3 separate regions of the Homo sapiens genome follow, and regions 1 and 2 are each linked to region 3. The links are chromatin loops, found by intact Hi-C in ENCODE. Cell type or tissue: mammary epithelial cell. All regions are shown on one strand. Each heading gives the region's core, and the rest is flanking DNA. Links, peaks and the distances in the headings are about the cores only. Region 1 holds the start of PLAGL1 (PLAG1 like zinc finger 1). Region 2 holds the start of FUCA2 (alpha-L-fucosidase 2). Region 3 has its middle 6.4 kb from the start of PHACTR2-AS1.

Region 1 (10,279 bases), core at 2,125-7,124, 430 kb before region 3:
TTTCACTTTACCACAGTCCCATTGTTCCTCACTGTTTTAAACTTTGTAGAGATTTGAGTTTGCAACCCCTGCTCCAGAAGCTTTGCTAGGGCATGCTGTAATGCCAAAGCATGCGTCATTGAGGGAAAGCTCAGGAGAAAAAGAGTGTGTCACAGCTACCAGGTCAACATAGTCATGTTCAAAGAGACCACTGTGGAAATAACCTAAAGATAAAAAAGGATTTCATATAGTTCATTACCAGTGAGAAAGAAAGACTGCTTGACTGACTTCTGGATAAAGATGGCACAAGGAAGCACTAAAAAAATCAAAATTAAAATACTAAATCATCCAGGCATGGTGGCTCACGTCTGTAATCCCAGCACTTTGGGAGACTGAGACAGGCGGATCACCTGAGGTCAGGAGTTTGAGACCAGCCTGGCTAACATGGCGAACTTCCCCCCAACCCAGCACCCCCATACCAGCCTCTACTAAAAATACAAAAATTAGCCGGTTGTGATGGTGCACGCCTATAATCCCAGCTACTCAGGAGGCTGAGACAGGAGAATTGCTTGAACCCGGGAGGCAGGTTGCGGTGAGCCAAGATCATGCCACTGTACTCCAGCTTGGGTGACAGAGCGAGACTCTGTCTCAAAAACAAAACAAAACACTAAATCACCCAAAGGAAAGAAAGCAACAAAAAACTTACATGCTGCAACCAAAGAAGAAAAAAGTACAACCTTATAATGTAAAATTTGAGAATTGATAGCAAAAACAAAGAGAACAGAAGATTCTATGGAGGCGTGCTTTGTCTCCAGATGAACCTATGTCTGCCCAGCCCTCCACCCACCGCTGCAAGACATGTTGAGGAAAAAGATGATCAGACCAAATCCTAAGAATTCTCACAAACGTCCCCCAATGTGGAAAGGCAGGGCACACCTGTGAGATGTTGAGGAACCTTTGCATACCACTGTTGGATCTTGCCAGAGGCAGGAAAGTTTCCCACTTTCTGGGATACTGTGCTGAACTGAGCAAATGAACTGAAACTCTGAGGCATGGGATGTTCCCTTGGCTAGCTTGAAGTCCAGCTGCCAGAGGACTTAAAGGAATCTCAGATGTGAAGGTTGAGTTCCTCCAGCAAGCTTTATACTCTGTCTGAGCTGAATTCCACACATCCCCTTTTCCCCCACCTCTCCTTGTCCGAAAAACCTTGGATCACAGAACAAGTAGATAGAAACAACATTCAGCCCTGAAAAAGCAGCGTATTCAGATATATAATATACATGGGACATTAGAAAAGAACATAATCTATAAATTGGAAGATCATACTGTATGCTGGGGGGAAAAATTGATCTAGAATAACTGACACAGAGGCATAGCCCAGATAAGAATACTAAAGGGTATATTAATGTTAAAGAATTCTTCAGGTATCCAAGCAGAAAAATCAAGCCACCTCCAAGGGGAAAATTACATGGGATTAAGATCTTTCCACAGAAATCTTTGAAGCATTTCTCTAATGACCAGTAATGATGAGCTTTTTTCATATGTTTGTTGGCCACATAAATGTCTTCTTTTGAGAAGTGTCTGTTCATATCCTTTGCCCACTTTTTGATGGAGTTGTTTTTTTCTTATAAATTTGTTTAAGTGCTTTGTAGATTCTGGATATTAGCCCTTTGTCAGATGGATAATTGCAAAAATTTTCTCCCATTCTGTAGGTTGCCTGTTCAGTCTGATGATAGTTTCTTTTGGTGTGCAGAAGCTCTTTAGTTTAATTAGATCCCAATTGTCAATTTTGGCTTTTGTTGCCATTGCTTTTGGTGTTTTAGTTATGAACTCTGCCCATGCCTATGTCCTGAATGGTATTGCCTAGGTTTTCTTCTAGGCTTTTTATGGTTTTAGGTCTGATGTTTTAAGTCTTTAGTCCATCTTGAGTTAATTTTTGTATAAGGTGTAACGAAGCGGTCCAGTTTCAGTTTTCTGCATATGGCTAACCAGTTTTTCCCAACACCATTTATTAACTAGGGAATCTTTTACCTATTGCTTGTTTTTGTCAGGTTTGTCACAGATCAGATGGTTGTAGATGTGTGGTGTTATTTCTGAGGACTCTGTTCTGTTCCATTGGTCCATATATCTGTTTTGGTACCAGTACCATGCAGTTTTGGTTACTGTAGCCTTGTAGTGTAGTTTGAAGTCAGGTAGTGTAATGCCTCCAGCTTTGTTCTTTTTGCTTAGGATTGTCTTGGCTATACGGGCTCTTTTTTGGTTCCATATGAAATTTAAAGTAGTTTCTTCTAATTCTGTGAAGAAAGTCAATGGTAGCTTGATGGGGATAGCATTGAATCTATAAATTACTTTGGGCAGTATGGCAATTTTCATGATAATTGATTCTTCCAATCCATGAGCATGGAATGTTTTTCCATTTGTTTGTGTCCTCTCTGATTTCCTTAAGCAGTGGTTTGTAGTTCTCCTTGAAGAGGTCCTTCACATCTCTTGTAAGTTGTATTCCTAGGTATTTTATTCTCTTTGTCGCCATTGTGAATCAGAGTTCACTCATGTGTTGGCTCTCTTATTTGTCTACTATTGGGGTATAGGAATGCTTGTGATTTTTGCACATTGATTTTGTATCCTGAGACTTTGCTGAAGTTGCTTATCAGGTAACATCTCATGCCAGTTAGAATGATAATCATTAAAAAGTCAGGAAACAACAGATGCTGGAGAGGATGTGGAGAAATAGGAACGCTTTTACGCTGTTGGTGGGAGTGTAAATTGGTTCAACCATCGTGGAAGACAGTGTGGCAATTCCTCAAGGATCTAGAACCAGAAATACCATTTGACCCAGCAATCTCATTACTGGGTATATACCCAAAGAATTATAAATCATTCTACTGTAAAGACACATGCACACGTATGTTTATTGAAGCACTATTCACAATAGCAAAGACTTGGAATCAACCCAAATGGCCATTGGTGATAGACTGGATTAAGAAAATGTGGCACATATACACCATGGAATACTATGCAGCCATAAAAAAGGATGAGTTCATGTCCTTTGTAGGGACATGGATGAAGCTGGAAACCATCATTCTCAGCAAACTAACACAGGAACAGAAAACTAAACACCGCATGTTCTCATTCATAAGTGGGAGTTGAACAATGAGAACACATGGACTCAGGGAGGGGAACATCACACACTGGGGCCTGTTGGGGAGTGGGGGGCTAGTGGGGTAGGGATAGCATTAGGAGAAATGCCTAATGTAGATGACGGGTTGATGAGTGCAGCAAACCACCATGGCATGTGTATACCTATGTAACAAACCTGCCCGTTCTGCACATGTATCCCAAAACTTAAAGTATAATAAAAAAATAAATAAAGCAATTGCCATCTTGTTCTGTTAGGTTTTGAAGGAAGGTGTGAATTGAAAATATTTACCCAACTCACTTTTTATTTATGTATAGAGAAAAACACCAGATCTTCTCAAACATGGCAGCACTCTATAAACCCTCCTTAGGAATATGACTTGAAAATGAAGGAAGTCCATCAAGAACTAAATAAAAATAAAAATTCAGGGATAGATAAGTTACAGTGAATATCAAATTCATTTAAAGATAGAATTAAGACAACATCTGGAAAAATAAAGTTGCAGAGCAATTGCAAATGTTCTCATTGCTAGGAAGCCGAAAGTAACAGAACTAATGGAAATTGAGAGGCAGGGTTACCCCCTAAAGGTAGGTGGAGGTGTATGATGCTAATTAACCTCATCTTTCAGAGCTATGAGACTTTCTAAACCCGAACATGTAGTGAGCTCCTTACACCTCTCTTAATCTTTTTACGTAATGCTTATAGGCCTTTTAAAAAGCACGTCTTTTAGGGAAGAAAGCAATAGAGATTCCCTTCAGTTTATTTTTCTTAAATTCCAGTAACATGAAAAATTTGAAATTATATGAAGCAGACGTAGTGTGATACCGTAATTAGAAAATTACTTCTGTCTACCCTTTCTGCGTCTTCGTTTCTTCAGCTGTGAGACGGGTATTTCTCCCAGTGTTGCTGTGAGGATTACACGTATTTACCTGCAAAGTGCTTAGGACAGTGCCTGGCTCACGGTCAGTGCTCACGTTTGGGCAGCTGCACTTGGGCGCTGCTGGCACAGGAGGTAAGTTAGTTTGGCCTATTGCAGCGTCCCAGCATCTGTCGCGTTTCTCATGTGTGATTGGGCTCTGGCGGCCCATCCTGGCGGAGACTTCGGCTAGCAGGCCCCGCTGCAGACCCCAGGCCGGCTCGGGTCTACCTGCGCCAGCGCTGTACCTGGGCGACCTTGGCTTTGCCCCCACCGGTGACCCGGCCCGCAGGACGTGTGGGTGCCGCTCAGCTCCCCCCGCCTCGGCCGCCGACCCCCAGCTCCCCGGCGGGGCCTCCTCCTGCCACGTGACGCCCCCGCCAGGGGCCCCAGCGCCCTCCTCGCGGCCGCGCCGTTCCGGCTCCCGAGCCCCGCCTGCGCGCGGCCTCCTCGGCGCAGCCATCCTCTTGGCTGCCGCGGGCGGCAAAGCCCACGGCATCTGCCATTTGTCATTCAGCCCGTCGGTACCGCCCCGAGCCTTGATTTAGACACGGCTGGGGCGTGCTCTGGCCTCACTCTCCGGGCGGGTGCTGGACGGACGGACGGACGGGGCAGCCGTGCTCACAGCTCAGCAGCGCGGGGCCTTGGCGCGCGGGGCGCTTCCCCGGGTCGCCGTCATGGCCGCGGAGGTGGCACGCCCGAGCGGCCTCGCCTGAGCTCCGGGGGTCGTCGCCCCGCAGGGTAGGTGTTTGGGTGCTCGCGGCTGCGGCGGGCGGGCTGGGGGCAGCGGTGGCCGTGCATTGCCGCGCTGCGAGGACGGCGCTGGGTTCGCGGCCGCGAGGAGGGTGTGCCTTTGCCGCGCCGCCTACGTGCGGGTCCGGGCTCCGCGGGGCCGGGTGCGGGACCCCGCAGATCGTCACCCGCAACCCAGGCAGCCCCACCGCGAGTGCCGCCGGACCCCCTGGACGCCGCTGCCAGAGGCGTTCGCGCCTATCTGGTATGAGGTCCACAGACCCGATTCTTACAACCTGGCGCTCTAACCTCGCCAACGGGCCAGGAAAAAAACAGAACAAGGAAAAGAAGAAAAAGTCTGTTCCAAGTAATAATGGGACTAGACAGTAACTGTTTGCACTTTCGTCTCTTATGGAAAATATGATTATTTTGATGCTTTAGTATTACAGACTGTATCAGACATACTCTTAAAAGTATTTAAAAACGTGGGGTCCTAAAAATTTCCTAGATCGGGACAGCTGATAATGCGACTTCTGTTAGTCTCCGCATCCAACTTTCAGGGCGGAATGGGGATTTCTACCTTTTACTGAATATACTCCTGTAATTTTGAATATTTTTTCTCATCAAATGTGTTACTTTCATGTTTTAGGAAACCAATAAAAATCAAAAATAGAAACACCCAGCTTAGGTCCTCCTTCTTCCAGGAATCCTCCTCTAACCCCTCCCTCCCAGGCAGGATCGGAGGCCCCTCCCGGGTGCTTTCTGGGGCCTCACTGAGGTCCTGGTCCCCTAAGTCCTCCCCCGCAGCCCCTCCGCGTATTAACCCACCGGTCTCGCTGGGCTCAGAGATTGCTTACTTAGCACATGGTAAGTGATTAATACTGTTTAATGACCGAGGGAAAAGATAAAATGTTCTCTGATGTTTCACGCTTTTCGCTCTGAAGTTAAATAGTGGTAAATTTATATGCGCTTAGATAAGAACATTTAACAGTTAAGGATCTGGAAAAGTTGACGACGTCCGATGTCCGTGTTTCCTGATCCAGCAGTTGCACGCCTGGGTATTCATCCTTAAGAACAATGTTTTTCAGAATTTGAAGTCCATTTTAGTGGGTCGTAAAGTCATTTAAATGGATGATCAGAATTTGTAAAACACAGACGGAGAATAGAACATCAGTGTCTCTCAGGTCATAGGGGTGTTCGCTTTATGAATCTCTCTCCCCCTCCTCAGTTTCATACATACACAAATGTGTGTCATGATGTAAAACGTCATTCCTTAGTATGAGTCATGGACAAAAAAGTTTGAAAGCCACTGCCCTAGATAAATTTTAATACATGTCCACAAGCAGACGTGTACAAGAAGGTTGACTGTAATGGCAGAAAACTGGATGCCGCCTTCATGCCTACCTGAAGGAGAAAGATAAATTATACACCACTCATAAAAAGGGCACACTGTACAGTGGCCAATGAAGTATTTTTGTGTTTCAACACAAATGCCTTTCAGTGTTGAACCAAAAAAAAAAAAAGTTGCCGGAGAATGCTGTGTGATATCTTCTATGTAAAATTCAGAACCTGGTGGAGCAAAGCTGTTGTTTAGGGATGCATGTATAGGCATTAAAAGTAGTAAAGAAAAAAAGTCAAGCTAATGGTCATCTCCTAGTGGGGAGGAGAGGGTCAGGGGCTCAGAGATGCTGGAAATGCTTTATCGCCTGACCTGTGCAATGGTTACATGGGTGTTTGCTTTGTAACTCTTTGTTAAATGATACACACTGGGTTTGAATGTTACATTTCCCCCCAAATATGTTAAAATATGGGTGTTGCAAACTGAAGAAGCCTGAGTCTAGGGCTCTCCGTCTGTTATTCTTATTTCCTGGCTTCTTTTTAGAAAAAAAAAATCTTGCTCAGGGAGGAGTACCTAGGGAATTTATCAGTAATGTTTTATTTCATAAATTCCATGGTGGACATACCAGTATTCATTAAATTATTCTTTATGTATTCTTATAACTTAATTTATAATATTTCAAAAAGCATTTAGGAGAAAACATCATTTGGTGTGTTTGCTTTCCCAAAAGTCACATTTACATGTTTTGTACACAACTGGAATATTTTATATAGTAATTTTAGCTAAAATCAAATTTTGTTATGAAAAACGAAATACTAAAAAGTATATAAAAATCACAGAACTTTACAGACTTTCAGCGTTTTAAAATGCTAACATATTGTATTTACCTCAATAATTTCTGTTCCTCAGTTCTTTCAGGCCACATTTTTAGTGCTCAATAGCCTCATATGACTTTAATATTTTATTATATTTTATTATGTTATATATTTTACATTATACATTATAGAACAGAATATTTCCATCATTGCAGAAATTTATATTGGAAAACATTCTGGATACAAATATTTGTTATATACTTGCAGATATTAAACTGTAGACATTAATCCTTATGCTTTTTGTCTTAAGATACTCTACTATTAATGAAATGTATTCTGAATATTTTTCTAAGAATTTTTAAGTTTATGTTTTGTCCACATTTTGTTCTTTAATTTACCTGAGACATGTATATATTGAGATGTATATATTTTATGTTATGAGATCAAGCTTAATTAATTTTCAGATTCCCACATGAAAAGGTAATTGTCCCAATATCAGTGATTAGCAGTGCCACTTCTGTCACATACAGTACCCAGATATGTTTGGGCTTATTTCCAGGCTGTTAATCCTGGTTTATTTGTCATTTGAAAATACTGCAGATTTTCATTTACTGCTGCTTTCTATGTAGTATATTGTTCAGTTCTAAGAATTTAAGATTTTTTCATTGTGATATTTTTTCTTCCCCTAAGAGATTTGTAGAAAGTAGTCTAGTTCCAATGTGGAAGGTTTTGTGAGTTATCCTTTTGTTACTGATTTCTAATTTGCACTGTAGTTAGCATACGTGTCAAGGCCAACAATTCTTTGAAATTCGAGAATTGCTTTATGGTTTTAACTGCTCCTTGTATCATCAAGAATAATTTGTACTCACAGACTTTTGAGGCAATGTATGTAGGTGTGTGTATATATATAATATATACACATACACTTTATATATAGATTATATATAATCTCTCTGTAGAGTTTATATAAAAATTAAATATATTTATATAAATGTATATATATATATGAATAAAATCTCCTGTCTCTAAGGTTTATGTTTCATTAATTCAGGAAAGTTTTGTCTTTTATCTCTTTATTTTCACACATTTTTGTCCTATTCTTTAGGAGCTATGATTAGACTTCTGTTAGACTTCCTCACTCTATCACCCACATCTTTTAAGGTAGATTTAATGTATTTAATATATTTTTTATCCATGTTGAATTCTACATATGTTTTTTAGTTCTATAATTTATGTACAACAAAAAAAAGTGTGTAGCTTGGTGAAATTTACATATGTGTATACCTTTGTGATTACTACCCAGATAAACATATAAAACATTTTCATTCCTTCTGCCCCTTCCTATCAATGGAGCCACTCGCTTCCCCCAGTCAACTACTGTCCCGATTTCTATGACCATGTATTATTTTCAAATGTTTTTAAACTTCATATAAACGGAGTCATACAGTTTATTCTTTTGTTCACATTGTATTCATCCATGTTGCATGTATAAGAATTTTTGTTTGTTTTTTATTTTTGCTTTGTATCAAGGGTTGGCAAACTATGGCCTGTGGGCCAATTCCAACCCACTGCATGTTTCTGTTTATAAAATTTTATTGGGCTGTGTTCCATGGCTCCTGTCTATAATTCCAGCCAGTCAAGAGGCTGAGGCAGGAGAATCTCTTGAGCTCAGGAGTTCGAGCTTACAGTGAACTACGATCATGCCACTGCACTGCAGCCTGGGTGACAGTGAGATGACCCCATCTTAAAAAAAAAAAAAATTACTGGAACATAGTTATCCCCATTTGGCAGAGTTGAGTAGTTGTTATAGAGGCCATATGGCCCACAAAGCCTAAACTATTTACCACGTGGCCATTTACAGAAAAAAATTTATTGACACCTCTTCTACGGTATTACATTATGTGGATATATAATATGAGCAATTTACTTATTCATTTTCTTGTCGATTAACATTTGAGTTGTTTTCATTGTTGGGCCATTAAGAATTGAATTGTGAGGAATGTTCTTCCAACTTCCGTTGGTAGACATATATCTCTCAGCTATATACCAAGGAGTTGAATTGATGGTTTTTGGTAGGTTGGTTGCATTTCCATAAACACTAATAATGTTGAACATCTTAAAATATCTTAATCAGCTATTTAGATTTCCTTTATCACCTGCCTATTGAAATATTTTGCCCATTTTTTAAAAATTAGGTTACCTTTTTGTTAATGATTTTTAGTTCCTAATATAATCTGGATAGGGAATCTTTCTTGGGTATATGTTTGCAGGAATTTTCTACCCTGAAGTTTGCCTATTTATTCTCTTTTTTTTTTTTTTTTGAGATGGAGTCTCACTTTATCACCCAGGCTGGAGTGCAGTGGCACGACCTCGGCTCACTGCAAACTCCGCCTCCCAGGTTCATGCCATTCTCCTGCCTCAGCCTCCCGAGTAGCTGGGACTACAGGCACCCACCACTATGCCTGGATAATTTTTTGTATTTTTAGTACAGACGGGGTTTCACCGCGTTGGCCAGGATGGTCTTGATCTCCTGACCTCGTGATCCACCCGCCTTGGCCTCCCAAAGTGCTGGGATTACAGGTGTGAGCCACCGCGCCCAGCCCACTCTCAAGATTTTGAAGACATTTGCCTTTGTTTTCCTCCAGAAACTTTATAGTTTTAGCTGTTGGATCTGTGATTATCACCAGTTGATTTTTGTGTATGGTGTGAGGGGGGGATCAAGATTTATTTTGTATATGGACATCCATCTACTCTACACATTTATTGAAAAAAACAACACCTTTCTTTTCCCATTGAATTGCGTGGGGACTTTGTTAATAAATGAATGGTCATATATTTGGGTCTGTTTCTGGACTCTGTTCTTTCCACTTGGACTAATTATCCATTCTTGCATCAGTACCATACTTTTTTAATTACTGTAGTTTATGGTAAGTCTTGACATGGTATTGTAAACCCTCCAGTTTTGTTCTTTTAAACAAATGTTTTGACTATTTAAGTGCTTTACATTTCCATATAAATTTTCAAATGTGCTTGTCAATGTCCATTAAAAAAAAAAAAAAAAGCCTACCAGAATTTTGATTGGGATTGCATTGACTCTACAGAGCAACTTTGGGAAAGTGAACATTTTAACAGAATTGAGTCTTTCCCTTCATTGCATAAGTTCTTCTACAGTTACTTTCAACATTGTTTTGTATATTCAGTATAGAGGACTTACACATTGTTCAATTTATTTCTAGACATTTAATGTTTTTTTGATGCTGTTGTAAGTGGTGGAGTTTTTTTTTTCCCCCAGTTTTATTTTCCAAACATCTTGCCTAGTGTATGGAAACAAAATTTATTTTTATATATTGATCTTGTATTTT
Region 2 (10,279 bases), core at 3,288-8,287, 62 kb after region 3:
CGCAATTAACAGGTGGGGTGTAGTGGCTCATGCCTGTAATCCCACCACCTTGAGAGGCTGCAGTGAGAGGATAGGTTGAGTTCAGGAGTTGGAGACCAGCCTGGCCAACATGGCGTAACCTCGTCTCTACAAAAAGTACAAAAATTAGCTGGGCATGGTGGCGCACATCTGCAGTCCCAGCTACTTCAGAGGCTGAGGTGGCAGAATCGCTTGAGCCCGGGAGGTGGAGGTTGCAGTGAGCCGGAATCGCACCACTGCACTCCAGCCTGGGTGACAGAGCGAGACCCGTCTCTCACACACACAAAGTAAATTGGTAATTAATAACTGAAATAAGGAACAGAAATAATGACCAATGAATGAATGAATATAGTGTTTTCATTCACATAATAAACCGAGTCTAGGCAGCTTTCCTCAGTTTAGCAGGATGGTTAAAAACCTGGGCCCTACACTATTTAGCAAGTTATTTAACTCTCTCTGCCTCTTGTCCTTATCTGTAGATTGAGGATAATAAAAGTACATTTGGAGGTACTTTATATACTTGAATGTACCTTATGAGGACTTAATAAAAGCCTAAATATATTATTCAGAACAGCCTAGCTTATAGTAAGCACTAAACTCAGTAAGTATATGCCAGCACCCTAAAGAAACCACCTTTGTCTTGAATCATGAAATTTCCATGATCACTACACCAAATCATTGCTATTTTAACGTACCTACCTTGGCTCACATTGATATAAATATTTAATCAAATCTCTTTGTATATTTTTAGTGGTTGTCACTCTGTATCTCTAAGTTCTCCAGAGCTGACTTACCTATCAGGGTGGCAGGTGCAGTGCTGGCAATACTTGTCGAGACCCACAAAAATGTTTTAATTCCATCTAAAATCTGAAGGAGAAAAAAAAACCTTGTAAGTCAAAGAAAATGTTTTAATATGTAATATTCATACATTCACCTGTTTACCAACATTGTTGTAGAATACACCTCTATGACTTTTTTTTTTAAATGGAGGAATAAGAGGTCTGTGAAGGCAAAGGTGCCCAGGGCCCAGGAAAGTCACAGCACAGCCTGGCAGTTCTTAACCTGCTCCTCTGCATCAGAGGCTTCACTCGACAGTGAAATGAAAGAATCAAAACACCAGTGTGGCTTTACAACATTCATACACCATCAGAATACATCATACATCATCAGAATACCTACATATACATACAGAATACATATATATATATACAGAATACTTACCTATACATACAGAATACATCATACACCATCAGAATAGTGTATGGCAAGGACAGACTGCTAATTGAGAAAGGACATCTCAGCACTAGGTAACCTTTCTATGTGGGTTCTAACCCCCAAAAGTGTGTGCACCCATGAATAACTTGCTAAGTAGTGTAGGGCCCATGTTTTTAATCATCCTGCTAAACTGAGGAAAGCTGCCTAGACTCTGGTTATTATGTGAATGAAAACACTGCATTCATTCATTCATTGGTCTTTATTTCGGTTCCTTATTTCAGGAGGACTCCTCTTCACTCTCTTTCATCCGTGTCTTCTTCCCCACTTGTTCTTCAGCCCTTGCCCGTTGCCTCCCCAACATATTTCCTGCACCTGCTTGTGCTCACCTTTGCCAGTCCCTCCTTGGTTCCTCCCTTGCTGTCTCCTCCCCTGTGCCCCTGCTGGCATGCCTGCTGTGATGAGCTCAGCCTGAGGCTTCTCATGTTGCTTTGGTTTTGGGGTTTATTTTAGCATCTCCTCTTGATACCTCCACCTCTCCCCTCTTCTCTTGTCTTTATTCATTATTCTCGCTTATTGTTTGTCTTTGTGTTTTAGTTTCTTTTTTATTCTAATTTTGGGACACTCTTGGTTTTGAATTTCTTTGTGTTTGAATCTTTTTTTCCCCCCCAGCTCCATTCTCTGATGTCCTTTCTCTCTCTCTCTTTTTCCCTCCCTCCCTTCCTCTTTCTTTCTTTTTCTTCCTTCCTTCCTTTCTTCCTCTCTCTCTTCTCCCTTCCTTCCCTCCCTCCCTTCTTTCCTTTCTCTTTCTTTCTTTCCTTTCTTTCTTTTTTCTTTCCTTCTTTCCTTCTCCTTCCTTCCTTCCTTCCTTCCTTCTCTCTCTCTCTCTCTCTTTCTTTTCCTTCCTTCTTTTCTTTTCTTTCTTTTTTTCTTTCATCTCCTTTCTCCCTCTTGCCCAGCCCTATCTCAGTTCTGTCAGTTCCTTCTTTCTTTTTTTGCTTCCTCTTCCTCTTGAGGACCTGACCTCTTCCCTCCCACTTCTAACCAGGGCTGTGAAAACTCCGCCTTCTCTTCCAACTGGTGCAGCCCAGGGGACACTGTCTCCCTCAGCCATAAGGGCCACTGGAAAGGAGACTCAATGTGTGACTGAGACCTCATCTCCCTGAATTAGGCCTCCGTGCACAGCCACTCATTAGATCATTCATTTTTCCCGGAAGACATTGGGAAGGACGGAAGTAGAAGGCAAATGTGTCATGTGTTCTGATGCTTAGCTGCATACTAGGATCATTAAATTACCTGCCACTGACAACCCTGGTGCAGAGAAAAAGTGGCAATTTGTTCTTGTTTCTAGTCACCCTACTTGCCTCAGCAGACAGCATGCTCCTGTCCCCCATGCACACACTGGGTGGTTGGTGATCAAATTTAATTATTCTACCTGCATTAAACATAGTCAAATCTTGTCAATTAAACAGCATCTTCAGCAAATATGTAGGCTGTTCTTTGGGTAACAACGCTCAATATTGCAGATGCCTCCCCCTCCCCTGCTTCTCTCTAAGGTGGCATGGAGTAGGGGCGGGGTTCTCCAGCTTCTGGGAAGGAACACGCCGTCCCTGCCTTCTCTGGTCCTGGAGTGCTGACACCCGTTCTTTCACTGTTCCCAGATGAAGCCTGAAGCTGCTCTAATTCAAGATCTGGTCTGTATCGGGCTCCTGCCCCCACCACTCAGTTTCCACAGACAGGCAAGAGTCCTCTGAGGAATGGCTGTGAACCCCAGGTCCTTGGCACAGGAGGCCCTGCCACAGAGAACCACTCAGGACAGATTTCCAGTTAGGTTCTTGGCTACTTCTGGGTCCTGTTTGTGTCACTCGAATATCAAGGTCACCCCAGGAAAGGTAAAAAGCAGCCTCTCCATCTGTCTAACATGGCTGTACCTTGCTACACTTGCCAGTTAGCCTGAGTCCTAATCAGGACATTTCTGTCCTGATTCTCATTTAGGACTTCAGGTTAAATGGGAATCAGGACAAAATCTCTGCTTTCTGTAGGCTCCCCTGAATTGATCTAACACACACATGGTAATACTGGTCCACACGTAGACGAGGCTTAACATGTACTTCTCATGATTTAATTCTCACAACACCCCTAGGAGGGAGATGCACGATTATCACTCACATTTAATAGGTGAAGAAACTGAGGCACAGAGGTTGAACGCCTTCCCCAGGATTACACAGCCCTATGGCAGAGGCTGGCGTGGGGCCACAGCCTGGCAGCTCTCCCCTCTCTGCTGACACCCCGGGGCCTCCTCCCTTTATTCCTCTCTGCTTCTCTTCCCTGCCCCCTGGCCTGAAAAAGGCGGGTTTTCTTTTATTTCCCCCATGCCTGCTCTTCTACCGTGAAGCTGGGATATTTACCAAATAAAGACTGGTTTGGGTTCAGTTCCTTTTGAACCTTTTCTTCTGCATGTCCAGAGAGAGACTGCATTGATGCCAGCTGCCAGGCAAATGTTTCACTTCTTCCACTGTCCACTTCAGAAGAATTCTGGGGACTGCCAAGACTGGCTGGTGGCAGTCATCCAACTCCCATATGGAGATCTATCCAGAATGTGTCCTCGAGAGCCTCGCTCAGATATCAGCTCCACCTCGGCAGCTAATCTTATCCCTGTGGACACACATGGCAAGACTGCTTCCTCTGGCAGCAGCAAGGAATTTGGCTAGGGCTGGCCTCTCACCATCTCCCGCCTGGGCACCCTGAGTATCAGCAGCTGCCCAACATGCGGCTGCTGGCCGTGATGGTTCCAGAAGGGAGGCACGCCCTTCTGTCTTCATCTTGTACCCCAAGTAACCTCAGACAAACAGGATCAGAGTTGACAGTGTTCCCCATCAAGGCCACAAGCCCTTCAAATGCCTTATACATGAGCCATGTGTACCTGCAGAACCCAGGGTTTCACTCAGATTTCTGGATCCCCTATCAAAACCTTTAAATACACAGTTTAAGCCTTATGAGGTGTGATTCTATTGCTCAGTTAGCAGTAGCTTTAAGTGCAAAGACTAGCTTTGTAAGGCATTACAAACGTATAAAATGTGAATGGAATCTACAGCAGGCAGGTCTTTCCCTAAAGGACCATGTTCTAAACGACTTCATAGATTTATTTCTTTCAGTCATTTAACAAATATTTTTAAGTAGAATCTCTTCTTCCTCTTCACTTTCAGATAATACTATTTACTATTCCTTTCAAATCCTATAGCAATGGTTCCCAACCTGGTATATTAGGATTCTTATGTGTCCTGAAGGGCACTAAGGGAGGTCTTTAATATATTTTCAGTATTTCTTACAGAAAATAGACTTTTATGATAAGGTTGTACTTACCAGTTAAAAACATTTCTTTGCCTTCAAGTGAAATGACAAATGACCCAAGTGGCATCCATACAGATCTGATTACCACTCTTTAACTGAAATATATGGAAGTGTAAATAATTCATAACATGATAAAAGGGCTTTGGAAGATGGGCGTTTCTGCTATGTGGTGTTCACATGGGGAAAGGATGCCCACTTATGAGAGGACAGGGTCCTGCTGCCGCTGCATTGTCACCACAGTCATGTCTACTCTCCCTATGGCAGTTCACAGTATCATTGTCACTGTGAATATTGTCTTTTGCACTTATTACACAAACTTCTGATTAGAGAGGATGTCAAGGCATAGTGGCTGAGAAGCCCATATTTTTGTTCAAGTGTGCCCCAGGGTTCAGTGGCCACTGAGGCCCTAGATCATTCTGGGTTCCACAAACTCAATAATAAATATTTGTCAGCCCAGGCACCGTGGCTCATGCCTGTAATCCCAGCACTTTGAGAGGCTGAGGCAGGAGGATGACTTGAGATCAGGGGTTCAAAACCAGCCTTGCCAACATGGTGAAAATACAAAAGTTAGCTGGAGGTTGGGGTCTGTAATCCCAGCTACTCGGGAGGCTGAGACACGATAATTGCTTGAATCCCCGGGGGTGGAGGTGGCAGTGAGTCAACACTGTGCCACTGCACTCCAGCCTGGGCAACAGAACCAGACTCTGTCTCAAATAAAAAAAAATTGTCATCTTTATCACAAACTGGAGCTATTGCAATTGGATTCGTTGAGCCCTTTCCTCTAGAACACCCTCACTGTAAAAAAACAAAACAAAATTGGGGACTCTTACGGTGGAGCTGTGGCCCCGGGGGGCCATCTGGCATGTCATGGAGAGGAAAAATGCCCCTACACCTGCAGTGACAGCGCCCTCTGCTGCTCCCATCTCTCTGCAGAGATGGGTTGGGATAATGCAGGCAACAGCCACTTAGTGTCAAGTTCTTCACTCAATAATTAGAACCCCAGTTCACTGGAGAGCTTCAACAAACATTTTGAGTGCTGCTTTTCTGCTGTAATTGTAGGCACTACAGAAAAGAAGGTCATTATGAATGCCCTCAAAAAGCTCACAGTCTGATGGGAAATCAGACCTGTACCACCTAGCTACTAGAGGATGCGTGAAATCCTATGTGTGCTTGGAAGGAGGTGTTATGAAGCAGATCAGGGAAAGTACAACATTCTGGGAGGGAAGGGTGGTGGCAGAAAGCTTCACAAAAGAAGCAGCATTTGAATTGGCTCATTGAAGGGTAATGATTTCATGGGGGCAGAAGCAGTTGAGGATTCTGGCTTTACTTTGAAAACACTTACGAGGTGGAGGAGAGGCTGGGCTTGGTGGCTCATGCCTGTAATTCTAGCACTTTGGGAGGCCAAGGCGGGCAGATCACCTGAGGTCAAGAGTTTGAGACCAGCTTGTCCAACATGGTGAAACCCTGTCTCTACTAAAAAAGAAAAGAAAAATACAAAAATTAGTCTGGCACAGTGGCATGTGCCTGTAGTCCCAGCTACTCTGGAGGCTGAGGCAGGAGAATCCTTGAACCCGGGAGGCAGAGGCTGCAGTGAGCCTAGATCATGTTACTGCACTCAAGCCTGGGCGAGAGAGCGAGACTCTGTCTCAAAAACAAACAAACAAACAAACAAACAAACAAACAAACAAACCAAACAAGAGGTGGAGGTGATAAGCTTCCCAAATATCCTTTTGATTAATCTTTCCAAGTTGCTGGCCTTTTTTCCCAAGCTTGCAGGTTTCTTAAACATTCATTCCACTGGTTTCACCTGTCTCAGATCATCTCCTTGTTCAATGCAGTGGTTCTCAGGAAAGTTTGGACCACCAATCAGAAACATCACAATTTTGTTTTCTTTCTTTTTTTTTTTTTTTTTGAGATGGAGTCTCACTCTGTAGCCCAGGCTGGAGTGCAGTGGCACCGTCTCTGCTCACTGTAACTGCCTCCCGGGTTCAAGCGATTCTCCTGCCTCAGCCTCCCGAGTAACTGGGACTACAGGCGTCCGCCACCACGTCCCGCTAATTTTTTGTATTTTTAGTAGGGACGGGGTTTCACCGTGTTAGTCAGGATGGTCTCGATCTTCTGACCTTGTGATCCGCCCGCCTCGGCCTCCCAAAGTGTTGGGATTACAGGAGTGAGCCACCGCGCCCGGCCCAACATCAGAACATCCTAGAAGTAGGAACTGGGTAGAAACGCAAATTCTTGGGCCCCAACCTAACTGCTGAATCTGAAGCTCTTGGAATTTCATCTGATACAAATTCAAGGTTGACAACCACGGTTCTAACATGCAGGATCTTGGGAGCTGATACAGAGGCCGAGAAGGATCTAGGTTGCTTTCCATGTTCCATCATGGCGAGACCCGGCTGAAGTTCCTGCCTTGACCTTCTCGTGCACGCTTCGGACGTGTGGAGCAGCCACCAGGGTGGGCTGGGGGCATTGTCTTCTTGGGCAGTTTCTTGGTCAGGGTCGTGTCTGCTTGAGGGCAGAGGCGCTGGCCACAAGGCCCTGACTCAGACTCATATTTTCCCCTCAAGAGGACAGAGCCTTAGCAAAGCCGTCCCAGCTGGCTTTGGGGTAATGCTGGCCTTAGTTATGCTGAGCGATGCAGCCCTCCTGAGGTCATTCGGAACGCCCGGGAGAGTGGCCACTCCCGCCCCAGAGGGGGAAGGGTGGCCGGTTTCCAAGTCCGACTTGGTCAGGTGACCGCGGCGCGGCATACTCAGCGGCAGAGACGGAAGAACAGCGCTCCCGAGGCCGCGGGAGCCTGCAGAGAGGACAGCCGGCCTGCGCCGGGACATGCGGCCCCAGGAGCTCCCCAGGCTCGCGTTCCCGTTGCTGCTGTTGCTGTTGCTGCTGCTGCCGCCGCCGCCGTGCCCTGCCCACAGCGCCACGCGCTTCGACCCCACCTGGGAGTCCCTGGACGCCCGCCAGCTGCCCGCGTGGTTTGACCAGGCCAAGTTCGGCATCTTCATCCACTGGGGAGTGTTTTCCGTGCCCAGCTTCGGTAGCGAGTGGTTCTGGTGAGTGCGCTCCCTTTTGTCTCGTCTGCCGCGCTTTTGTCCCCACCCGCAGCCTCCAGCCACCACCCAGCGGGCCTGGTTCGCCGCCTGGTGCTGCCTGCACCCTCGTCGGTTTCACCTCCCACTGCGTTACCCGCGTTTCGCACTTCCGGGTGTCGAATATGTGGTTTCCTGCCTAAGTGCTTCTGCTGGATGAACAGGGAATTTTTCTTCCGTGTGACTGTAAGAGTTTTCAGATACTCCTGACTCCTCAGCTTCTTCATAGTTGCGCATATTAAGCTGTAGTTATGACACTACAACATCGAGCTACTACAGACATTCATCAGTTTGTGCAGGGGCATCACACGAGCGGTGACTCAGGCACAATGGCCTATGGTTGCTCTGCTGCTACCTGCCAATTTACAGTCGTTCTGCCATGAAGTTATGGTTAAAACATAGTCATGAGTATGTGAAACGACTGTTCATTGAACACCATTGGCTACTTAATGTTAACATGTTACCCATGTGTGGCTCTAGGAACTTTTTAAAGAGGTTCTAGAATGGTACTCTTAACACAACCCAGTTATCATACTGCCGTATGAAAGGTGCTACACAAAAATCTGTGCGTTAGATTTTACCTTGAGATCTATGTGAAAATGTGCATGTAATTTCTTAAACTGTTGCACATGTCTTTTCTGACTAAATGCTACAAGTATTAAGTCCTTCAAAACAGAAATATTTTGTGTGCATATATAGAAACATACACATAATATATTCTTTTTTTTTTTTTTTTGAGACATAGTCTCATTCTGTCACCCAGGCTGGAGTGCAGTGGCACCATCTCGGCTCACTGCAACCTTCGCCGCCCGGGTTCAAACGATTCTCGCGCCTTAGCCTCCTGAGTAGCTGGGACTACAGGCGCACGCCACCATGCCTGGCCAATTTTTTTGTATTTTTTAGTAGAAACGGGGTTTTGCCATGTTAGCCAGGCTGGTCTTGAACTCCTGACCTCAGGTGATCCGCGGTGGCTCATACCTGTAATTCCAGGACTTTGGGACACATAATATATTCTTAAGTAAAAGAACGGAATCATTAAACAGTATTTATTTGAATCAACTATATACTACATAAATAGTATACATCCAAATTAACATACTATATTTAGTAGACACAATACAGAGTATGAACTATATATTATATTAACATTACATAGTATACATGGTACCATGCTCTACTCTAGGGGTAGAAAAATTACACCTCCATTCTGTTAGGGTCTCTGCTGGGTCCAAGAATTAAATTGACATTGTGTGACTAAATTATGTGGGGAGACTTAAATAATAAATTTTAGCAAGTTCTGTACAGTATTCTACTTCTTGTCTTTGAAGCTTAGGATGTTGCCTTTCCTTCTAGTACAGAGTGCCTTTCATACTGGAATTTCATCTTCTCTCCTAAGAAACAGCACAAAGGGCAAAGTGCTCTTCATGCACCTGCTATTTTTCGAGTTTCTTTACCTTTAAAAATGTGCCAAAATAGCATATTTTAACCCTTTCATGACAAAGAAATTGACTACCTGCAACCAGTAACCTTTCTTATTGGTAGGTCAATTGATGTAAAAAATAAAACTGGATAAGCTATGGAGAATTATTCATATTTTAAATAATTCACCTTCTAAAACAGAGACTCTTTATTCTTATGCCAAAACATAGCTACTTCAAAAAGATGTTACAAATCTTTATTTGCATGTTTTGGGCTGTAAGGAATCTTGAGCTTGTTTTGGAAATATTTTAGATTAGTGTGGTACATAATTAACAACTTTCTTCCCCCTAAATTGTATCTTATATTATCATTTTGTTCAACCATGAAGATTAGGTAAAGATATATTGGTGCCAAAGAGGATTTGACATTTTTGACTGAGACTAGTACTATGCCAAAATAAAACAGCTAGTTTTGAGTCATTTTATTCTTTGCTATGAATAACTTCATTTTCTACAGATAAACCCATGGTTATTTTGACCTAGAATAATAAAGATACTTCTCATACTAAACAAAATAGAGAACAGATTCCTGATGATCTGAAAATGCATTAACCCTGTGGAAGATTCTTTAATTACCTGTGATTTCCCTTTGTATCCTCTGCTCCTCACTCTCAATTTGACTTTCGGGGAATCAACAGTATAGATGAGTATATGTGACTGTTTTAAATGTCTATTAAAAACCAAATATAAATGATAGACCTTTACCATAAATGCCTCTTTTCATCTCTCAGCATGAAATTCAAGTCTAGACTGTAGGGGACAGTGCAGGTTCAAATTAGATGATGCTAGGAGAAATTCCTTATTCTTGTTCAACTTTCTGAATGTCCCAGTTTCTCTTTTGCAGTTCAATTTAAAATGTAATGCCCGTAGTCCCAGATACTCAGGAGGGTGAGGTGGGACGATCGCTTGAGCCCAGGAGTTCAAGGCTGTGGTGTGGTATGATCATGACACTGCACTCCAAACTGGGTAATGGAGCAAGACCCTGTCTCAACCAATCAATTAATCAATAATAAATAAATAAATAATAAAAATGCTTCAAGGATTTTAAACCCAACTAAAAGGTATAATGATAGGGGCTTGTTATCTCACATAACAGGAAATTTAGAGTAGTCGGTTCATTGATGAAAT
Region 3 (10,279 bases), core at 3,182-8,181:
CCACCCTAGAAGTTTTAGCACCCACCTCCCAGTTTACCTCCACCCTGGTTCCCTCAGCATTCTGGGTCACTTCATTTGTGTAGGTGACCCATCCAAAACCTAAGTCTCTTAATTATCTCACCTTCTTGTCTTCAGAGACATTTATCTTCACGTTCCTTCAGCCACCCACACTATGGAGGCCAGGACTAAGTGGCTCCCTTCTTTTATTTTTTATTGTTTTATTTTATTTTATTTTTTGAGACGGAGTCTTGCTCTGTCACCCAGGCTGGAGTACAGTGGCATGATCTCAGTTCACTGCAACCTCTGCCTCCCGGGTTCAAGCAATTCTCCTGCCTCAGCCTCCCAAGTAGCTGGGATTACAGGTGTGTGCCACCACGCCCAGCTAATTGTTTGTATTTTTTGTTTTGTTTTGTTTTGTTTTGTTTGAGACGGAGTCTCGCTCTGTCGCCCAGGCTGGAGTGCAGTGGCACGATCTCGGCTCACTGCAAGCCCCGCCTCCTGGGTTCACGCCATTCTCCTGCCTCAGCCTCCAGAGTAGCTGGGACTACAGGCGCCCGCCACCAAGCCGGGCTAATTTTTTGTATTTTTAGTAGAGACGGGGTTTCACCGTGTTGGCCAAGATGGTCTCGATTTCCTGACCTCGTGATCTGCCTGCCTTGGCCTCCCAAAGTGCTGGGATTACAGGAGTGAGCCACTGCGCCCGGCCCCAAGTTGACTCCCTTCTAAAGGGATGGGATATCACTTTTGAGACGAAGCTATAGAAAGATCATGACTCCCATCTTGCTATCCCTCTCTTGATTTTCTTTCTGGCTCATGCTGAGAGAAGACAGTGGTCATGTTGTGAGCTGCCCTATGGAGAGGCCCACGTGGCAAGAAACTGAGGGTGGCCTGCAAAACAACAGCCCATGGGGAACTAAGGTCCCCAGTCCCACAGCTCACAGAAAACAGAACCCTGCCAACAACTACGTGAGTCAGCTTGGACGCAGCTCCTCCCGGCAGAGCCAGGAGATGACTGCAGCCCTGGCGCATACCTTGATTGCAATCTGGGAGAGATCCTGAGCCAGAGGGCCCAGCTAAATGTGCCTGGATTCCTGACTCACAGAAACAATAAATGTATTTCCTAAGCAGCTACACTGTAGGGTAGTTTTTCATACAGCAATAGATAATGAATACACACCCACTCATTCTTCCCGCTGATCGTCTCGGTGCAGTGGAAAAGGGTCTTCTCCTCCAGGCCACCATCTGCAGAAGAGGCCCCTTCCGCTCACCTTCCCAGGTCTCACTGAGTGACCCCCAAAGAAGTGCCTTCTCTGAGATGGTGCCTTATTGGGGGGGTTCCTTGGGCTCTTTCATCACAGCTGTCCGCTCGCCTCTTTCCTTGTCTCTCTTATATATGAAAATCTACTTAAAAACTACACACATAATAGGGCAATTTGCTAAAATGGGCATTTTTGCTGGTTTGGGGGATGTTTTGTTGTTGTTGTTGTTTTGTTTTCTACTAAAGACTCATCCTCCCTGCAAAGCAAAATGTTTTCCTTCCTTCAACCAGGACCTCTCTTGGCCCATAAGTCTCCTTTATGCAAATTTTTTGACAATAAAAATAGTATTTTATTTCCCCCACACTTTCCCTCCTCCAACAACCCCCAGTACACCTTTCCCTTCTTGTTCACACAGCTATGTTACAATAAGAAAAAAATAAGTTTTGGAGCAGGTCACAGTGGCTCATGCCTGTAATCCCAGCACTTTGGGAGGCCAAGGTGGGGGGATCACTTGAGCCCAGGAGTTCAAGACCGTCCTGGGCAACATGGCAAAACCCTATCTCTACAAAAAACACAAAAATTAGCCAGGTGTGGTGGCATGCACCTGTAGTCCCAGCTACTCAAGAGGCTGAGGCAGGAGGATGGCTTGAACCCGGGAGACGGAGGTTGCAGTGAGCTGTGATCACGCCACTGCACTCCAGCCTGGGTGCCAGAACAAGATCCTGTCTCAACAACAAAAAAAAAAGTTTTGGGGGCAGGATTATGAGGGTAGAGGGGATATGGGTAAAAACACAAATCACAATAGGCATTTTTGAAAATACGTTATTCCACTTGGTCATCGTCTTCTCCCTCATCTTTGAGCTGCTTTCACTTCTGACTCCTTTCTTCTTCACCAAGGTCTTCTTCATCTTCTTCATCATCTACCTCTCCATTGTTATAATCGTCTTCATCCTCCTCTTCTGCACTCATGTCCTCCTCTTCTCCTTCCTCCTCCTCCTCCTCCTCATCCTCTCCTCATTGTCCAGGCCCTCCACGTAGCCCTCAGCATCCAAGTCAACAGCAAATTTTTTTAAAAGGTCCTTTTCCTCCTTTTCTTGTTGGCAGGAGTGATTTTGTACCCAGCTTGGCAAGCAGGGTATGGGCTGCATTTCGGCCCCATTCTTCCCCACAGTCAATGCTCTTGAGCAGTGAACAACCTACACATCCTTCCATGGCTACCATGCTCAACCTTTCTTATGGGGAAAGCCTAATGCCACGTATCTATTCTCTTGACTTCTGGCCTCCCCTGCCTCCCTGAGGAAAGTTAAGGGCCAAGAAGAGTTGAATCAAACTAGATCATCCTAGAAGGGGAAACATGGAGGATGAGGCATTGCACTGACAAAGGGGAACTGCTAAATCTGGCTATGACTTCCCCATCCTGGACCGTGAGGATGGAGGTCTGGGGACCCCTCTCCAGCTCTCATGGAGCCCTGCACTTGACTGCAATGGTTCCTTTGTGAAGGAACAACAGTAAATGAAGCTCCTTCCCTCTTTGCATTTGGACTATGGCTGATTTAATCCATGAGAGGGAAAGGGAGGGGCCTAGTAAGCAAGTTGACTGTGGAATTCTCACAGGTGTTGGCAAACGAACGGGGGATAGAGTGTCTTGGACCAGATTTAGACAAATCTAGAAAAATAAATAATGAGAACTTACCTGCACAGTACATGCTACTATAACATTATATTGATAGTCATATTTCTCTTACCATACCTCTCGCTTTCCCTTGGTTTTGGTTGCACTTCTTGAACCTTTGCTGAAGCTCTTATTTCATATGTAAGCTACCTAAACAGGTGCTTCTAGGCTCTCCTTGCATCTCTCCTCTCTCACTTTTTTTTTTTCCATCGACGATATGGTTACCAGGTTAATCTCTTTAAATGGTTTTCAGGATCTCACACTGGTACCCAAACATTTTCAACTGTTATCTACTGTTTAGAGGCTGTAGTTCAAATGTCTGAGTTTTGTGATTCAAAGCCTTGCACAATAGGGTTCCGATATATCAATTTGGTCTCATCTCCTCTTCTAGCTTGTAATTCCAGCGAAACTGAAAACTCACACGGGGCATTCTCATCTCAATGCCTCTGCTCATCACATTTCTCCTGGTTGGAGTTTTTTTCACACCTTTTTTTGCTAAGTCAAAATCTTACATAATCTTTAATACTATTTAATGTTTCCCTTCTCACAAAGCCTCTCCTGACCTTTTTAACTGCTAGGGTCCTTCTCTCATCTTCTCTACTGTTATCTGGGATCATAATTTTATTTCCCTATGTTAGGTGATATTTTATTTTAAAATACTGATGACCTTGACTGTGAGTGCCCAAGGGCAGGGACCAAGTTGGCTACTTTTATGTGTCTTTTTTGTTGCCTGGCACAGGGTTTTGGACACAGAGCATGCTAAAATACAATTTTAAAAGACTGAATCTTCCCTCTACCAGAAGATCCACTGCAGCAAAATTCTTGGTGTTCTTAAAATATAACTTAAAATTGAAAAATGTTTTTTACATTTCATTCAACTTCTCAAAAGAAGTTCATCTAATTATAAGGGTAAATAACAACCCCCAAAATATATTTTATACAAATTAAAGCACATAAATATATAATCTGATATAGTAGTTTGTTGCTTTTTGTGTATGTTAGCATAGAGTTTTAAGTAGTATATACCTATAATACAAGCAGTGTCAGAAAATTTAGACTTCTTCAAATAATTTTTTTTTTTTTTTTTTTTTTTTTTTTTTTTTGAGACAGAGTCTCACTCTGTCACCCAGGCTGGAGTGTAGTGGTACGAGTTCGGCTCACTGCAACCTCGGCCTCCTGGGTTCAAGTGATTCTCATGCTTCAACCTACCGAGTAGCTGAGACTACAAGTGTGTGCCACCACACCCGGTTAATTTTGTATTTTTAGTAGAGATGGGGTTTTGCCATGTTGGCCAGGCTGGTCTCGAACTCCTGACCTCAAGTGATCCACCCACCTCTGCCTCCCAAAGTGCCAGGATTACAGGCCTGAGCCACCGCTCCCAGCCCCTCTTCAAACAATTTTTAAGTTAACTTTAAAAACCACAAATATTCCCTCTTTCAACTTCTGTTTTAAAACTGAAAAGCTAAATGTTAGAAATAAACTTTTCCCTTGAAGCCATTTACGTAGTCATGAACACTATGCTTAAAGTAAATAAATGTAAAATCTGTTAAACTTTTTGTTTTCTTGTATTTTAAGCACAGCTTCTTTTTGAATTAATGCAATTCAGCAAACTTGCTTTTTCAGGAACAGAAAATCACCCCACGACTTGTAAAATACGTAATCTAGAAAATGCGTGAGAAGAGAGACCTTCCAAAGCTATGTCATGAGAGCGGAGTGTTATACAGCAGCATCTCTTCCAGTTTGTCCCCTGGGTGTTATATAACTCAAAGGTAATTAAAGGATTCAGGCTTGGATCGCAAATTCTAGCACACAAAGAGTAATCTAATGTGAAGACACCAAGCTTGCAGATGCTCCAAGTTTCCAGCCAAGATAAAGAAAAACCCTTTGGATATGCAGATTATAACATCTATGTTAGTTCTGTTGGACATCAATTTAGAAAAGATTCAATTTAGTCAAGGACATTGGCTTTGTCTGATATATCTCATTCCAGAAATGTGATTATGCTCTATTGGCTGAAAACAGCAACTCTTAAAAAGTTTCTAAAAAACTTCAAAAATATTTGTTCGAAGAACTGGAACATAGACTTTTTTTTTCTAAATTGAAAACAAATGTCCACTTAGAAAGACTTAATGTACTTAAGAATCAATTGTACTCTGCAAACAATTTACCCCAATAGGGACTGGATTTTTACTTAACAAAACGGTTCAATAAAGGTTTTAAAATGATTGGAAGATAAATAAACATTAAATAGTTAAAAACAAAAAGTAATTTATCTCATATTGCTTCTCAAGGACTTTAGTACTTCACGAGAGAGAACTATTCAAACAATACATTTATAGGTACATCTGTCTTTTCAATGGAAGCTATTAAGCACCAACATCAAGTCTCTGGTGTCTTACCAGTATTACATTGGCTGATCAGTATGACCACTGCACCATCTAGTGTCCACACGGTAAAACAGCAGCTAGGGAGCGCTTTTTCTCCAAGTCCATCTTTCTGAAAGCCATCCTCTAAACTGGCGTTTTGATAGTTCATCATCAAGAATATAAAGGACAGATCATTCATATAAAGACTAAGTCACATTATAACATTTCCAGGTGTGCTAGAAAATTAAGACATGGTGCTTATAAAAAAGTACACAAATTATGTAAAACGATGTTTAAAACCTAAAGATAGGAATATGGTAAGTTATTTTTAAAAGACTTTTTGTAAAAGAGAAAGCTATCTCATCGAACTATGAACCACGGATAGAAATCATGATGTTCAAAGACTATGTATAAACAATATGGAGAAATTAATTCGTAGATGTAAAGTAAAACATTAAAAACATGAAAATATATGCAAGAAAATAACTGGCTGAAAATGTTTTTGGAGTGTTGATGATTATTTATTTGCCTATTTTTTGTTTATCATCTCTTAATTATGTTCCAAATGGATTATTTGTTACAATTAACTAGCCAAGTAAATACTGAGAAATCTAATCTGCCAGTCAACATCTAGGAATTCTGTATAGATAAAGGAAAATCTGGCCAAATTTCACAAGTCTATTAACGTGTTAATTTTTACTTTGGGTAAAGGAGTGTAGGAGGTTGTTGTTGTTGTTGCTGTTTTACACCACGCCTTTAGTTTTTAAAAAATTGGGGGAGAGGAGGAGAAGGCCAGCTGTTAGATTTAGAACAAAAATGAAATATTTATAGGAGACAGTCCTTAGTCCTTTGGGCTCTTGGAAAATATTCACATCAAATTTCCAACATAACTGACTCAGAGCCACTGCTTTTTTTTTTTTAATGCCATCAAAAGAATATAAAAGTATTTTGAAAAGTTAAACACATTCCGGGGAATCATTTTACCAGTATTTGCAAAACGATTCAACCTAAATAAAATACAGGTGATCATAAGAAGAAATTTCAAGCAAACTTAATGCCACTCCTGAGTAGAAAAAAAAATAGTTATAACTTTAAAAATCTAATTGCCTACTATGAGAGGTATCAATGTTGAGAGACATTGAACCCACTTTTATGTTTAAAGAAAACTCTTTGAACAGGAACTTTTAAGGTAGCATGGAGGACAGACCTCCAATGGCCATGCCTTTGTACAATCCCTTAGCCTTGAGTGTAAATGAAACTTGTGACTTGTTTTTATCGATAGAATGTGGCAAAGGGAACAGGACACCACTCTGTGATTATGTTACATTATCTAAGACTCTGCCTTAGTGAACTAGAGACCGGGATTCTCCTTCCTGCCTTGAGGAACTGAGCAGCCACGCTGAGGAAGCCCACAGTGAGAGCCTCTAGCAGCTTCCAGTGAACAGCCAGCAAACCAGGGGCACTCAGCCACACAGCTGCACGAACTGAATCCTGCCTGCAGGTGTAATGAGCTTAAAATAAATTCTTCCCCAGTCAGGCTCCAGATGAGAACACAGCCCAGCTGACACCTTGAGTGTGACCTGGCAAGACCCTAAGCAGAGAACCCAGCTGAGCTGCTCGCAGGCTCCTGACCCATAGAACCTGTAACTTGTTTCAGCCACTAGGATTGTGGTAATTTGCTATGCAATAATAGAAAGCGAAAACAGGTAGCATATTAAATAAAATTCACGATTCCATAAACAGTTATGGAGAACCAGACCCAGTTCTGGGCCTAGTGGAAATTAGGCCCTCAGAGTGCTGCTAAATGGAAGGACTAAGCTCCATACAAATATAAGAAAGGCAGGTAAGTGATTTAGTCCACAGTTTCAAGGACATCATAATTTAGTTGAAGAAAAACAGCCACATAATTAACTAAGATAAGTGCCAACACAGGGACAAATAACATGATAGAATGCACAGAAAAAGATCTGTTATCAACAGAAACTTTTCCAAGCTACAGAAAACCAAAATCAAAAATACTTAGAAAAAAAAAAAAAGGAGGGAAAGAAAATTCATGGGTTCACAAAACTGGTTTGGAGGTAGGGCTGGCCTCAGGCTTAATTGCATCCATTCTCAAAGCTCAGAAATTCTCTAGGCTCTTCTCTCTTAACCTTCACAGTTGGGCTGGCTCCCATGGATGACAAACATAATAATGTAGCATCCAGGGACCTCCATGGAATAGAGAAGAAACTTCCATAAGACCTAGTGAAAGTCTCCATGCATCTCGATGGCCTGAATTGGATCAAGGACACACCCTTAAACCAAGCACGCAGCCATTGATGACTGGCCAAAGCCAAGTAAAGCCCAGGAACAAAGAATGGGTCAATCTCTCTAAATCACATGGTTGATAATGTGGGTTAGAGGTGGTTTCCCCACAGGAATATAACACTAAGGCATTTTCAACAGATGTTTACCACATGACCCTACTAGTTCTGAGTAGGAAGATCACGAATGTAATATACAATGAAATGCAATATATAAGAAAATTATACATATACCCAGTGAAGGGTCTATGAGAACATTAGGTACTAGTCTTGCCAGTTTTGTAAGGACAGAATTATTTCAAATTAGAAAGTAAAAAACATTTCATTTTTTATTTTGGATTCTTATCTGATGATGACCAAACTTCCACAGATAAAAGACATTATGCTTTTAGAATTTGATGATAATAGATTCATAGCAGTAAGATTTGTGAATTTCAAAAGAAAATAAACCACTGTTGGCTGGGCACGGTGGCTCATGCCTGTAATCCCAGCACTTTGGGAGGCAGAGGCAGGTGGATTGCTTGAGGTCAGGAGTTTGAGACCAGCCTGGCCAACATGGTGAAACCGTGTCTCTACCAAAAATACAAAAATTAGCTGGGTGTGGTGGCATGTGCCTGTAATCCCAGCTACTTAGGAGGCTGAGGCATGAGGATTGCTTGAGCCCGGGAGGTGGAGGTTGCAATGAGCCTAGATCGTGCCACTGCACTCCAACCTGGGGCAATGGAGAGATTCTCCATTTCAAAAACAACAACAACCACAATGACCAAAACAAAACAAAAAAACAAACAAACAAAAAAACCACTGTTAGTGTTTGAGTATGAATCAATCTATAATAAACACATAGTCACAAACACTCACACACATTCTATTTTGAAAAAATATATAGTTGGGATATATTTGATGGAGGCATTAGACTCTAGTTTTGGTCAAGAAACTTTCAGGTTCACTTCAGTGTTGAGGCTGTATATATTGATCAGATTGACTGGAAAATTGTCATGAGATCCAGAGAAACAGAGATGCTGTTATCAAAAATTCAGCAAAGAGGGAAGGTGTCAGGACAAAATATGATGAGGGGAGAATTCAAGCCAGTGAGGAGCTAAACTGCAGAAGATATTTACACGGGGCCAAAAGAATTTCTTAGCAAAAAACAAAGTCTACAACAACAAAAAGTCTAAAAGATATTGGACCTGTAGTTACCTACTAAAAAGAAATATAGAAGCAAGAAAGAGTAAAACAGATTTTTTGGTGAAAATCCTAGTTGTGTGGCTTCCCATTTTTTAGCATATGTATCAAAATAGGCTATGCTCCTCATAATCTGACATGTTTTTGGGACCAGTGTTTCATAAGAAATCAGTTCTGTAGATGGTAGAAGAATATCTAATATCTCCTACATAGAGATCTCCCATATGGTAAATATTAATTTTCCAAGAACATGAACAGAACGTTATAAATCTAACATTAAAATAATACTGAAAGCAGGGCTCATAGGAGAAAAGACTGATTCTAAAGCAGGGACAGAGAAAACACAAGATGAGTCTGGAACGTCTTGTGGTCCCAGAAAGTAAGGAAATGATTTTTTTAATGATGGGAGCATGGCAAATGGACACAGGAGTAAACTTGTACCAAACTCTCGATAGCCAATTGTACAACAATGTGGGCAACAAAATGAGTGATGATTGACCGGCCTGGGAAACATAGCAAGACCTCATCTCTATAAAAAAATTTTAAAAAAAATTAACCAGGTGTGGCAGTGCACACCTGTAGTCCCAGCTGCTCAGGAGGCTGAGGTGGGAGGATTGTTTGAGCTCAGTCAAGACTTTGAGGCCACAGTGAGCTATGATTGCACCACTGCACCAGCCTGGGTGACAGAGCTGGAGGGTCTCTAAAAAAAGAAATAAAGTAGATAGTAATGGATTATAGGATAAAGGAAATATCCATGAGACCACACTAATACAAATAAATAACTGAATGAATAAATAGCTCAGAAGAGGTAGCTCTTCATTGTAGTAGAATTCCAATTGATAAATGCAGAAGGATGATAACTAGAAAGTCACCATCTGACAAACACCGCAATGATAATTGTTACTAACAATGATAATTGTTAGTGGGATAATTGGCTAAATTTGAATGACAGCTGCAGATTAGTTAGAAGTACTGTACTGTACTGCTCTTTACCTACATTCCCTTCTTGATTTCCATCGTTGTACTACAGTTTTGTAAGATATTACCATTTGGGGAGTCCAGGTGAAGAGTATACGAGAACTCCATGTACCAGTTTTGCAGCAGCTAAAAGTTAAATGATCTTAAATTAGAAAGTTTTTTAAATTTCATGAAAAATAGGAATATAATTTGCGTCTTCGAGTCTCAGGGGCATTTGATAAACATCGATCACCACTTGCAGAGCCATCCCTTAGGTTAGGGAATCAGGGCAATTGTCTTCAGCCTGAATTTTGGAAGAAGAGGAGGAGTCCGGGGAGGGATTTGCAATAAAGCGGCATCTCCACCGTCAAAAGTGTGCTCAATAAGATAGAGGCCCCCTACCAGAACGAGTCGATGAACCTGCTACTTCTCCACTTGCACATGCACCTCACGCTGGCCATGGCTGCTGTGCAAAGGACTGATCTTCATAAAAAGGTGTGGGGATTAGGGAAGGAGAGCAAGCGGGGAGAGGGAGAGCCC

Evidence for each region. Hi-C counts contacts between places; a loop is a spot of excess contacts. Peaks named below come from ENCODE experiments on the same cell type or tissue, not always from the same donor. Only the 100,000 strongest peaks of a DNase experiment are listed, where the experiment ranks them.
Region 1: a loop joins it to region 3, with 10 times the contacts of the local background. A loop is called at or near these places in 105 of 110 quality-filtered maps.
Region 2: a loop joins it to region 3, with 12 times the contacts of the local background. A loop is called at or near these places in 12 of 110 quality-filtered maps.

What each region holds. Positions count from the first base shown.
Region 1 is chr6:144,002,583-144,012,861 of GRCh38, reverse strand. PLAGL1 (PLAG1 like zinc finger 1) reads left to right here and starts at 4,603. Exons shown (of 8, transcript NM_001317162.2): 1 at 4,603-4,772. HYMAI (hydatidiform mole associated and imprinted) reads left to right here and starts at 4,603. Exons shown (of 1, transcript NR_002768.3): 1 at 4,603-7,946. RefSeq lists silencers at 4,367-4,416, 4,607-4,796, 4,992-5,174. In mammary epithelial cell, for the core only: no CTCF peak of the experiment used is centred there; a DNase peak (open chromatin) is centred at 4,571; H3K4me3 peaks cover 2,278 bases; H3K27ac peaks cover 1,800 bases.
Region 2 is chr6:143,508,769-143,519,047 of GRCh38, reverse strand. It overlaps FUCA2 (alpha-L-fucosidase 2), which reads left to right and starts at 7,328. Exons shown (of 7, transcript NM_032020.5): 1 at 7,328-7,637. The coding sequence starts at 7,414. It overlaps LOC105378035 (a long non-coding RNA gene), which reads right to left and starts at 7,263. Exons shown (of 4, transcript XR_007059796.1): 1 at 6,272-7,263; 2 at 3,639-6,054; 3 at 1-885. RefSeq lists enhancers at 6,368-7,028, 7,050-7,229, 7,340-7,469, 7,029-7,691 and a silencer at 7,892-8,095. In mammary epithelial cell, for the core only: a CTCF peak has its summit at 5,496 (motif pointing left); no DNase peak of the experiment used is centred there; H3K4me3 peaks cover 1,101 bases.
Region 3 is chr6:143,570,631-143,580,909 of GRCh38, reverse strand. It overlaps a transcript of PHACTR2 not described here. Among named protein-coding and RNA genes, the nearest start is that of PHACTR2-AS1, 6.4 kb to the right of the region's middle. RefSeq lists a silencer at 5,408-5,457. In mammary epithelial cell, for the core only: a CTCF peak has its summit at 5,379 (motif pointing left); a DNase peak (open chromatin) is centred at 5,359.